Linked DNA regions of Homo sapiens: region 2 is linked to region 1. The links are chromatin contacts, found by Hi-C or POLR2A ChIA-PET in ENCODE. All regions are on one chromosome and are shown on one strand. The core of a region is the stretch at or near the end of the contact, and the rest is flanking DNA. Distances in the headings are between cores, read along the strand shown. Region 1 has its middle 15 kb from the start of LINC02634. Region 2 overlaps CCNY (cyclin Y).

Region 1 (5,316 bases), core at 1,819-4,318:
TGAGCATTTATTGTGGGGCAGGTCTAGTGGTAATTCTCTCTTTCTTTTCTTTTTTCTTTTCTTTTCTCCTCCCTCCCTCCCTCCCTTCCTTCCTCTTTCTTTCTCTCTCTCTTTCTCCCTTTCTTTTTTTCCTTTCTTTCTCTCTCTCTTTCTCTCTCTTTCTTTCTGTTTTTTTTTTTGAGACAGGATCTCGCTATGTTACTCAGGCTGGTCTCAGACTCCTGGGCTCGGGTGATCCTCTCTCCTCAGTCTCCTGAGCAACCAGGATTGCAGGCACACACCACTACACCTGGCTCTCCCTCATTTTTTATCTGGGAAGGTCTTAATTTCTCCCTCACTTTTGAAGAACTGTTAAGCCAAATGCAAGATTCTTGCTGTTGTTTGTTTTGTTTTCTTTTAGCACTTTGCATACCTTGGCTCACTGTCTTCTGGCCTGCAGAGTCTCTGGGAGAAATGTGCTGACAGTCTTATTGAGAGACCCTTGTATGTGATGAACCCCTTCCCTCTTGCTGCTCTCAAGATTTTCTCTTTGTCTCTCAAAAGTCTGATTCTAATGTGTCTTGGTGTGAGTCTTTGAGTTTATCTTACCTGGAGTTTATCGAGCTTCTTGGATGTTTATATTCATATCTTTCATCAAGTTTGGGATGTTTTCAGCCATTACTTCTTTGAATATTCTCTTGGCTTTCCCCTTCTTCTTCTGGGATTAGACTTCCATAATATGTATGTTGGTCTACTTGGTGGTGTCCCACAAGTCCCTTAGATTCTGTTTACTTTTCTTCAATCTTTTTTCCTTCTGTTCCTTAGACTCAATAATTTCCACTGTCTTTTCTTTAACTTTACTGACTCCTCCTTCTGCCTGCTCAAATCTGCCTTTGAATCCCTCTAGTGAATTTTTCATTTTATTGTGCTTTTCAGCTCTAGAATTTTTTTGTTTCTTTGGGAGGCAGAGGTTGCAGTGAGCCAAAATCGTGCCACTGCACTCCAGCCTGGGCGACAGAGTGAGACTCTGTCTCTAAATAAATAAATAAAACACAGTAACTCTGGAAATCAGATTCTCAGAGTTTGCTGTTCTTTGTTATGGTTTTTGTTTATTGTTGTTATTGTTAACAACTGCCTTTGTGACAAGAAGTCAGGCTGAGGTGAAAAGCTGATGTCTTCTGAGGCCTCTTCTGAGCCTGTGCCTTTCCCTGGGCAGGTGTGAGTACTTCCTAATTTTCCCTGTATATGCAGTTGCTTTTGACTATCCCAGACTTTAGTATCTGACTCCCAAGGGGGAAAGAAAGAAAAAATGAAGGTGGGGGAAGAGTGCTGGCCCTTCATTTCCAGAGGAGGAGGGTCTTGCCACAATGACAGAGGTGCAACAAAATCATCCACCTGCTTCTTTTTGCCTCTGTAATCAAAAGCAGCAACCAGTGATTCTGATATTTGTGGAGATTCCTAATAGTTGGAGGATAGGGCTTCTTTGCCGACCCTGGCTCCTGCAAGTTGGTTCAATCTGCCTTAGAAACACATGTGGGGTACAGTGGCTCACGCCTTTCCCAGCACTTTGGGAGGCCGAGGTGGGCGGATCATGAGGTCAGGAGTTCAAGACCAGCCTGGCCAACAGAGTGAAACCCTGTCTCTACTAAAAATACAAAAATAAGCTGAGTGTGGTGGCATGAGCCTGTAGTCCCAGCTACTTGGGGAGGCTGAGGCAGGAGAATGATTGAACCTGGGAGGCGGAGTTTGCAGTGAGCCGAGATCGAGCCACTGCACTCCAGCCTGGGTGACAGAGAGAGACTGTCTTAAAAAAAAAAAAAAAAGGAAACACATGCACTGCTGCCTGCCGTGGGGAAAGGTGGTGAGGAAAAGGGTAGCTGCTACCGCACCAAGAGCTGAAATTGACCAAAATTAACCACAATTTACCATCTAAGTCATTCTGCTGAAAGCTGCAAGTCTTCAATAGATTCCAGAGTTCTAAAACAGTTATGACAAAGAGATTCTGCCCGGGTAATTGTTATCTAGATAGGGAGACCGATTCTTGGTGCTTCCTATTCGATCATCTTTCCAGAATCCTCTGTCCAGGCCTTTGTTTGAAAGTATAGCTTTAAATCTTGTTATTTTTCCTTGGGTGGGGTTTTATTTTCAGCCTTATTTATTCACTGTGGCCTTGACTTCCTAGGGTCAAGTGATCCTCCCACCTCAGCCTCTTGAGTAGCTAGGAGTGCACCACCATGCTTGGCTGGTTTTTAAATTTTCTGTAGAGATGGGATCTCACTATGTTGCCCAAGCTGGTCTTGAACTCCTGGGCTCAAGCTTCACAAAGTGCTGGGATTATCGGCATAAACCACCACACCCAGTCCTGGTTGTTTTTTTTTTTTTTTTTTTTTTTTTGAGACAGAGTCTTGCTCTGTCACCCAGGCTGGAGTGCAGTGGCATGATCTTGGCTCACTGCAACCTCCACCTCCTGGGTTCAAGTGATTCTCCTGCCTCAGCCTTCCAAGTAGCTGGGATTACAGACACACACCATCATGCCTGGCTAATTGTTTTTTTTTTTTTTTTTTTTTTAGAGACGAGGTTTGGCCATGTTGGCCAGGCTGTTCTCGAACTCCTGGCCTCAAGTGATCCGCCTGCCTCGGCCTCCCAAAGTGCTGGGATTACAGGCTTGAGCCACTGGACCCAGCCCCAGTCCTATTTTTTTTTTAATGTAGAAAAGAAAATGTGGGCTCTTCTTAAGGAAATTTTATGCATAATCAAACAACATACTTTTTTTTTTTTTTAAAGGGACCCTGGGGCATCCCATTGGCTCAGAAAATCACTTGCTCTTCAAACTCTTACAGCCATTTTCTATTATACTAATGTCCCAGGAAGAAAGCAAAACTACCAGGGCCAGAGAAAGCACGGCAATCTCTATGTTGGGACTAAGAATTTGATCCTGTTCATGCTTTGTCTTTCTACTTCCACCTTCAGTGCCTTTTTCTGTTCTTTTCCGGTGCTCTCTTTTCTCTCTTTTCTCCTCTCCCCCATGCCTCTTGTGGTATCATGCTACCTCATCCTTCCTATCATGACCAAGGCATTTGATGAACTCATTCCTGCCAGCTCTTCTCAGAGTCTGAGTCAGACAGGACCACAGGGAGAAAAGACTCTTGAATCATGGGACTTACATTTGGGTTAAAGCACAGACCAAATGCTGTATGTAAGAGCCTACCTCTGCAAGGCTGCCCCTGCTCCCACTATTGCACCCATCCTGCCAGGGGCCGACTGGGCTGACACCATCATTCCCGTCACTCCCACCACTCCCCTCCCCTCCCAGAATTGCAATAGTATGTCAAATCTGGGACCCCGATCAGGGATCTGGGAAGTTGAGAAAGCATCCAGTTGGCAAACTAAGATATGGGTTTCACCCTAAGAAAAGAGTTTTAAATGCTGGCTGTGCATGAAAATTGCCTGGGAAATTTTAGAAGAATGTAAGCGCCTGTGCCCCATCTGAGGTCAATCAGGTCATTTGATGTGGTTTAGAATAACTGCCCAGTTAACATTGCCAGGCAGGGACTGTCACCAGGACATAATTTCTCTTCTCCACATCCAAATCCTGACCAATGCCTAATGGAAGGGACTTTTGGGATCCTTGAGTTACATTAGAAGCTGATAGTTCCATTTAAAGATCGTGGCAGTTCCTGCAAGGCTTGGTGTGTTAAGTGTGTGAACAGTGGCCCCGGTTCTGTGGCTCAAATCTATAATCCCAAAACTTGGGCAGGAAGATTGCTCAAAGCCAGAAGTTCAAAACCAGCCACGGCAACCTTGTGAGACCCCGTCTCTACAAAAAATAAAACAATGAGCTGGGCATGGTGGTGCACACCTGTGGTCCTGGCTACATGGGAGGCCAAAGTGGGAGGATCACTTGAGCCCAGGAAGTTGAGGCCACAGTGAGCCGTGATTGTGCTACTGCACTCCGCCTAGGTGACAGAGCAATAATCTGCCTTAAAAAAACAAAAGAAAACAAAACAAAACTGAATAGCTTTGGCAGGTTGAGGAAGGAGGATCGCTTGAGGTCAGCAGTTTGAGACCAGCCTGGACAACATAGCAAGACCCTGTCTCTAAAAAAAAAAAAAATTTTTTTTTTTTTTTTTTGAGAGGGAGTCTCTGTCGCCGAGGCTGGAGTGCAGCCTGGTGCGATCTCAGCTCACAGCAACCTCCGCCTTCTGGGTTCAAGCGATTTTGCTGCCTCAGCTTCCCAAGAAGCTGAGATTACAGGCGTATGCTAACACTCTTGGCTAATTTTTGTATTTTTAGTAGAGACAGGGTTTTGCCATGTTGGCCAGGCTGGTCTCAAACTCCTGACCTCAGGTGATCTGCCCACCTTGGCCTCCCAAAGTGCTGAGATTACAGGCATGAGCCACCACACCTGGCCTACAAAAAATTTAAAAAATTAACCAGGCTTGGTGGCTCATGCCTGTAGTCTTAACTACTCAGGAGGCTGAAGCAGGAGGATTGCTTGATCCCAGGAGGTCGAGGCTACAGTGAGCCACCATGATGCTGTTGTATTCCAGCTTGGGTGACAAAGGGAGACCCAATCTCTAAAAAAATTTAACGGAATATAGATAACTGAATAGGCCAGGCACAGTGGCTCATGCCTGTAATCCCAGAACTTTGGGAGGCCAATGCAGGCAGATCACCTGAGGTCAGGAGTTCAAGACCAGCCTGGCCAAAATGGCAAAACCCCGTCTCTACTAAAAACACAAAAATTAGCCAGGCATGGTGGTGCGTGCCTGTAATCCCAGCTACTTGGGAGGCTAAGGCAAGAGAATTACTTGAACCAGGGAGGTGGAGGTTGCAGTGAGCTGAGATGGTACCATTGCACTCCAGCCTGGTCAAAAAGAGTGAAACTTCATCTCAAAAAAATAAAATAAAATAAAAAGAGAGATCAGGAGTTCGAGACAGCCTGGGCAACATGGCAAAACCTCATCTCTACTAAAAATACAAAAATTACCTGGGCATGGTGGTGCATGCCTGTAGTCCCAGCTACTTGGGAAGCTGAAACAGAAGAATCTCTTGAACCCAGGAGGCGGAGGCTGCAGTGAGCCAAGATGGCACCTCTGCACTCCCACCTGGACAACAGAAACTCTGTCTCAAAAAAAAAAAAAAAAAAAAAAGAATTGAATAGTATGAGTGTCACACAGAAGGTCAACATGAGTCATTTTATTTTATTTTATTTTATTTTATTTTATTTTATTTTATTTTATTTTATTTGAGATACAGTCTCACTCTGTTGCCCAGGCTAGAGTGCAGTGGTACAATCTCAGCTCACTGCAACCTCTGACTCCTGGGTTCAAGCAA
Region 2 (5,316 bases), core at 1,894-4,393, 240 kb after region 1:
TAGAAGAAACTCACAAGCATAGGGGAATGAAGGAATGAAGGCAGGGCATCATGACCCACCCTGGGCAGACTTGCCGTGGCACGGTGGCAGTCTTCCCTGAGTAGTGGCTTTCTGTTTTGTGTTGCAGCTTTACCTTCTCCTACCTTCCCTAGCTTTGTTAGAAAACGACACATCCATTATTTAGGGACAGGAGGATGTAGGTTTTTTTAGGCTCAGGTGGTGTATTTGGGCTTTCCTATTCCGGGTCAGAACTCAGCATGACCGTGCCACCCTCAGGCCAGCTCTCCCCTCTCCCCTCTGCAGTCTTCTCTTGAGGTGCATGGGGGGGGGAGGGCAGGTATCAGGTTTCTTGGCCAGGCCTCGCCCTGTAAGTCAGAGGCGCTCTTTGGGTGCCGTGGCTCACTTTTCTTGGGTGCATCACCTGACTCCAGTATTTCATCCCTTGGGCTTTCCAGTGTGGAGAAAGCTGCTGATATAGTACAAACTCAGATGAAATCATTTAGACCCAGAATGTCAGTTTTCTCCGTACCTTTTATCATATCCTCTCTCCTGACCTGCGCTGTTCCCAGTCAGAACATTGCTCAGTGAGCACAGATCCAGAATAGAGGTTAGCAGGGATAATTCCCCCAGGCTGGGGGGAGTTTGATGCCCCGTCTACCACAGCCTTGTCCTACTGTTAGACAGCACCTGTGGCCTGCTGGTAGCCATAAACTTACTTTTCAATTCTCTTTTTAAAAACTCTGAGCACCTGCATTTCCCCTTCAGTTGGCACAGACTGATAACCTTGTAAATACTTTTCATAGCTTACCATGTTTATAGCTTACCTTACGTGGCTTATGTTTTTGGCTGGCTGCCCCGTGACATCTAGGGAGGCAGCTGAATTTCAGGATAATCTGATGCAGTCACCATGTAAGAATAGTTAATGCCTTGGAATGATTGCCTGAAGATAGCGATCCTCTGGAATCAGACTGCCTGAACTGGAGGCTTAGATCCAACACTCTCCACATAATCTTGGTGCATATGATCCATTTCCACATGATTTCCCTCAATCTCAATTTTATCACTGTAAAATGGAGTTAGTACCTCTTTGTGAGATTGTCAGGAGGACTAAATGCATAATCCATCAAAGCACCGAGCCCTGTACGTAAGACAACACAAGTTCTCAGTAAATATAATCCTTACCCTAGAGTGTAGGTTCTCATTTGCTCAGCTGGATTGAGTTTCTTCCCTGACTTGGGTCTGTGCCATCTTCTAGCTTGTCTGTGCTGACAGCTCCTCTGTGCTGACTGTGACACCTTGCACCAGAACACTGGGCCTGACCAGGAGGAGAAGGGATGGATACCAGGACAAGAGTAGAGGGTGGCTTCTGTGCACTGCTGTGCCCAGTCCCATCTTTTTCTGTGTTTTCCTTGATAAAGATAGATCGTGGACCCCCACATCTTAGAGTTGCTTCCAGGTTAGGCACAGTGGCTCACTCCTGTAATCCCAGCATTTTGGGAGGCTGAGTGGGGAGGATTGCTTGAGCCCAGGAGTTCAAGACCAGCCTGGACAGCATAGTGAGACCCCCCCCCCCATTTCTACAAAAAAATAAAGATTTTTTTTTTTTAAAGAAAGAGTTGCTTCAACACACCTTGGAAGCAAACCAGAAAGAGGCCAGGTCTGAAATTATATCAGCCAGCATTTGATAGCAGCTCATTATATTAGAATACACAGCACTTTAAGTCTCACTTAAAAAATAAAATGATAACGTCACCTCCACCATGTGTCAGGATAGATTTCTGATGGATTGACTAGTGGTAGAGTAAATGTAACAAATACAATCATAATCATCTAGAAATAGTATACGTGAATATTTAGTGTCAGAATGGGGAAGGGGCATGTAAGTTTGTAGAAGCAATGAAGGAAGTTGCCTAAAAATGAAAACTCATGTCCAAATGCATCTAACAATGAAATCATCAGTGATGGAAATATCACAATCTATAGGAAAAAGGATTAATGCCTTTATGTATTAAAGAATTATTATACAATCAGTCAAAATGCTAACACACCAATAGAAAAATGGGCATATTTCTGTTGGCATGTTCATATATGAGCACATGTATACTTGCACATACTTATATACAAATACATTCATATGCAAAAGTACACATCATGCTTGCTTTGTATATATGCGCACAAAAGAGACTCAAAGGATACACATCAGAATATTAATAGTGATTGTCTCTGGATTGTTGGATTAAACAGGTTGGGCCTCTCAAATTCAAAAATTTGAAATCTGAAATGCTCCAAGATGGATCTGCAACTTACTGAGCACCAACCTGATGTTCAAAGGAAATACTCATTGGAGCATTTTGGATTTCACATTTTTGGATTTGGGATGCTCAAATAATGCAGAATTTCAAAATCTGATAAAAAATATCCTAAATCCACAATACTTCTGGACCCACGCATTTCAGATAAGGGGTGATAAGGATACTCTGTGTGTGTGTATGTTTTATGTATCTCTGTGTTTTCCAAGCAAGCTTTTAATTTTTATTTGCAGTTGCATTTTCTTCTTTATATGGCTCTGTATTTTCCAAATTTTCTGCAATAAGCATGCATTTCTTTTCTGATTAGCAGAAAGTTTTAAATGGATGCCACTTAGCTGAAGTTTCTGTGCTTCTGAAGAAATCCTTTGGCCTTAGATATTCTCTGTGAGAAACAGAAAACCTCTCAAGTGTGTTGGCAGCTTAGGTGGATATTTGTTCTTTGAATAGTTTTCTCCTTATGTTCTTCCTTCGTCTACTTCCTATTCTCTTCCCTGGAATTTTCTCCTCTCCATGACTGGCTGTGCCCTCAACATCTTAGAAATGTTTCTATGTCTTTTCATTTTTGTTTCATTGGCTTTGCTTATTTAGATTTCACTTTGAATGCACAGAATGTCACGTTCCTCTGTGCCCAGATTTCGAAATAAGAGCAGGTCCTGGACAGTTCAGAGCAGGCCAGAGGTCTAATTGGAAGCTCCCTTCCTGCAGCACAGGAGGTGTGCCTTGGGGGGAAATGGCCACACCAGGATGCTTTGTTCTGGGCTCCAAAGTGTGGGTGATGTTCCTGCTACAGTGCACTTTGTGTCCTGGCCGTTTGTGTTCATGACGACTTCCCTGTCAGGGCAGGAGCTCAGCAGGGCAGGAGCCTCCATGTGCATTCTGAACAGGGGCTCAACAGTTGTTTTGAATTGAGTGAGTGAGTGAGTGAGTGAGTGAATTCACTGAATTATTGAAAACTGTAGGAACTGTGTGGTCATCTCAAATTTACTATAAGAAAAGTTAATAGTAAACTTTTAATTTTATTGTTCAAGGCCTGATCTGTGCTACCCACAGGAAAAAGGAAAGGGAAATGAAACCTTTTCTTTTCAACCAGATCTTTGTGATCTGCATTGGAGCTATCTCAGCAATCAGCTTCGTATATCCAAACAAAATTCTGTCATTCTTTAGTTGAAGCCTGCCTCTTGTGTGGCCTGCCAGTCCTTCACATCCAGAGTAGTTAATCAGTTAAGTAAATTTTCTTTGTAGAATAGCACAGCTCTATTCATACCTGGTTCTAATTGTCATTCTGTTTTTAAATGGGACTCGTTTTATGCAGATGCCAAGGATGCCTGTGCACACCAGTGATGTTCTTGTTGGAGGGCGGATGTATAGAGGAAGGGGTCCTACACGCGGTCTCCTCTCTTCTTCTTCTGGGCCTTCCCTTCCTTGGCCTGCTTGGGCTCTTCCCTAGTTTGCCAAAGAAAGAGTATCTTAGGTATCTTAGGACCTTTTTAGTACCAGCATCCTATGGCTTGGTGGTGGCTAACACTTGCCATTGGAAGGTCGGTCTATTTTAGAAATGGAAGAGGAGAGTCAGGTGCGGTGGCTCATACCTGTAATCCCAAAACTTTGGGGGGTGCTGAGACAGGAGGATTGCTTGAGCTCAGGAGTTCAATACCAGCCTGGGCGACATAGTGAGATCTCATCTCTAAAAAAGAAAAAAATTGGAAATGGAAGAGGAGAAACCAAGGTAATCTTTTAAATGCCTACCTATGACAGGAATCAGCTGAAATGGTGTTTAGATTGTTAACAAATCCTCATTAATAATCACACACTAGGTTGAAAGTTGTATTTTAAAGAGTCACTTGTGTGACATTGTGGCAAGAGAGTGTCCCATAGCAACTTAAGTGTAATTTTGTTTGTCCCTCAGATTGCAAACACTGCCTTTTACTCTCTTCACTCCCCATTTTATCAGGAGAAGACTTTTAATGCCAACTGTATTGTTTTTGCTGATTTTAGATGGCTTATTTTTAAAGCCTCTGGTCCATTTTCTGTTTACATCTTTATGGACTGTCACTGTAGCCAATTAAAAATCCTCTTAACTATCATAGATTGTGTCAAAGGAGATTGCTGTTATTCCTCTCCCAGGAAAGAAAAAATTTATGATCCATATCAATTTATTGCCTGTTTTCTCTAAAGAAGCAAAACATAATTATTAGTTAATTCAGTTAGACATTAACTCAGAAAACTCCAGAGATTTTGATTGATTGTTATAGTAACCAAAAATATTGAAGTGTTAAAGATGACTAAAACCACCTATTAGAAATGAGTTGGCATATTGCTTATACCATTACATAAAATAGCTAAAGCATTTTGAATTTCAGAGCTGTACCCACATCAGCCTCAGTGGTTTCAAATTTATTTTAAAGACAGATTTAGATTTGGGCAATTCTGTCAGTCTTTTCAGGTGATACACCACTGTAAAATATTCTGCTTATCACTGGGTGTGGTGGTTCACGCCTGTAATCCCAGCGCTTTGGGAGGCCGAGGCAGGTGGATCACTTGAGGTGAGGAGTTCGAGACCAGCCTGGCCAACATGGCAAAACCCTGTCTCTACTAAAAAATACAAAAAATTAGCTGGATGTGGTGGTGCACCCCTGTACTCTCAGCTACTTAGGCAGGAGAGGCAGGAGAATTGCTTGAACCTGGGAGGTGGAGTGAGTCAGCTCACTTCCCTCCAGCCTGGATTACAGAGCGAGACTCCGTCTCAAAAAAAAAAAAAAAAAAAAAAATTCTACTTATCTTATTCCCCCTATGGTAATGTCTTGGTTGTGCTCCTGCTAGCTTAGGGGAAAAGGAGTAATTAATTTTAAGGGCACTGAGGGTATCTCAGACAGCTCATGAATTGGTGGAACTGGGTACTAAAAGCTGTTAGGACTAAGGCAGCACCTGCCTTCTGCCCATCTCCCTCTGCCGTGTTTCTCTGCATGGCAGAGGGACACCACTGCTTTATGGGGGTCCAGGAATCATA

What was found. Hi-C counts contacts between places; a loop is a spot of excess contacts on that map. ChIA-PET counts read pairs that join two places held with the same protein, here RNA polymerase II (POLR2A). Pooled maps may share reads with other maps.
Region 2: a map of CD4-positive, alpha-beta T cell shows a loop between it and region 1 (2.4-fold over the local background). The contact joins two enhancer-like sites. A Hi-C loop is called at or near these places in 6 of 168 maps with a recorded cell type or tissue (CD4-positive, alpha-beta T cell, CD8-positive, alpha-beta T cell, Caco-2 and 2 more), 2 of 37 single-sample maps with no recorded cell type and 6 of 50 pooled maps. POLR2A ChIA-PET finds 5 or more read pairs at or near these places in 3 of 52 experiments (OCI-LY7, activated naive CD8-positive, alpha-beta T cell and endothelial cell of umbilical vein).

The regions. Positions count from the first base shown.
Region 1 is chr10:35,257,148-35,262,463 of GRCh38, forward strand. It overlaps a transcript of CCNY not described here. Among named protein-coding and RNA genes, the nearest start is that of LINC02634, 15 kb to the left of the region's middle. Within about 2 kb of position 3,069, at least 2 of the 41 ENCODE cell types and tissues checked have a DNase peak (open chromatin) inside an H3K27ac peak, as active enhancers do.
Region 2 is chr10:35,492,673-35,497,988 of GRCh38, forward strand. The region is part of intron 2 of CCNY (cyclin Y); the gene reads left to right. Among named protein-coding and RNA genes, the nearest start is that of GJD4, 110 kb to the right of the region's middle. RefSeq lists an enhancer at 2,920-2,969. Within about 2 kb of position 3,144, at least 8 of the 41 ENCODE cell types and tissues checked have a DNase peak (open chromatin) inside an H3K27ac peak, as active enhancers do.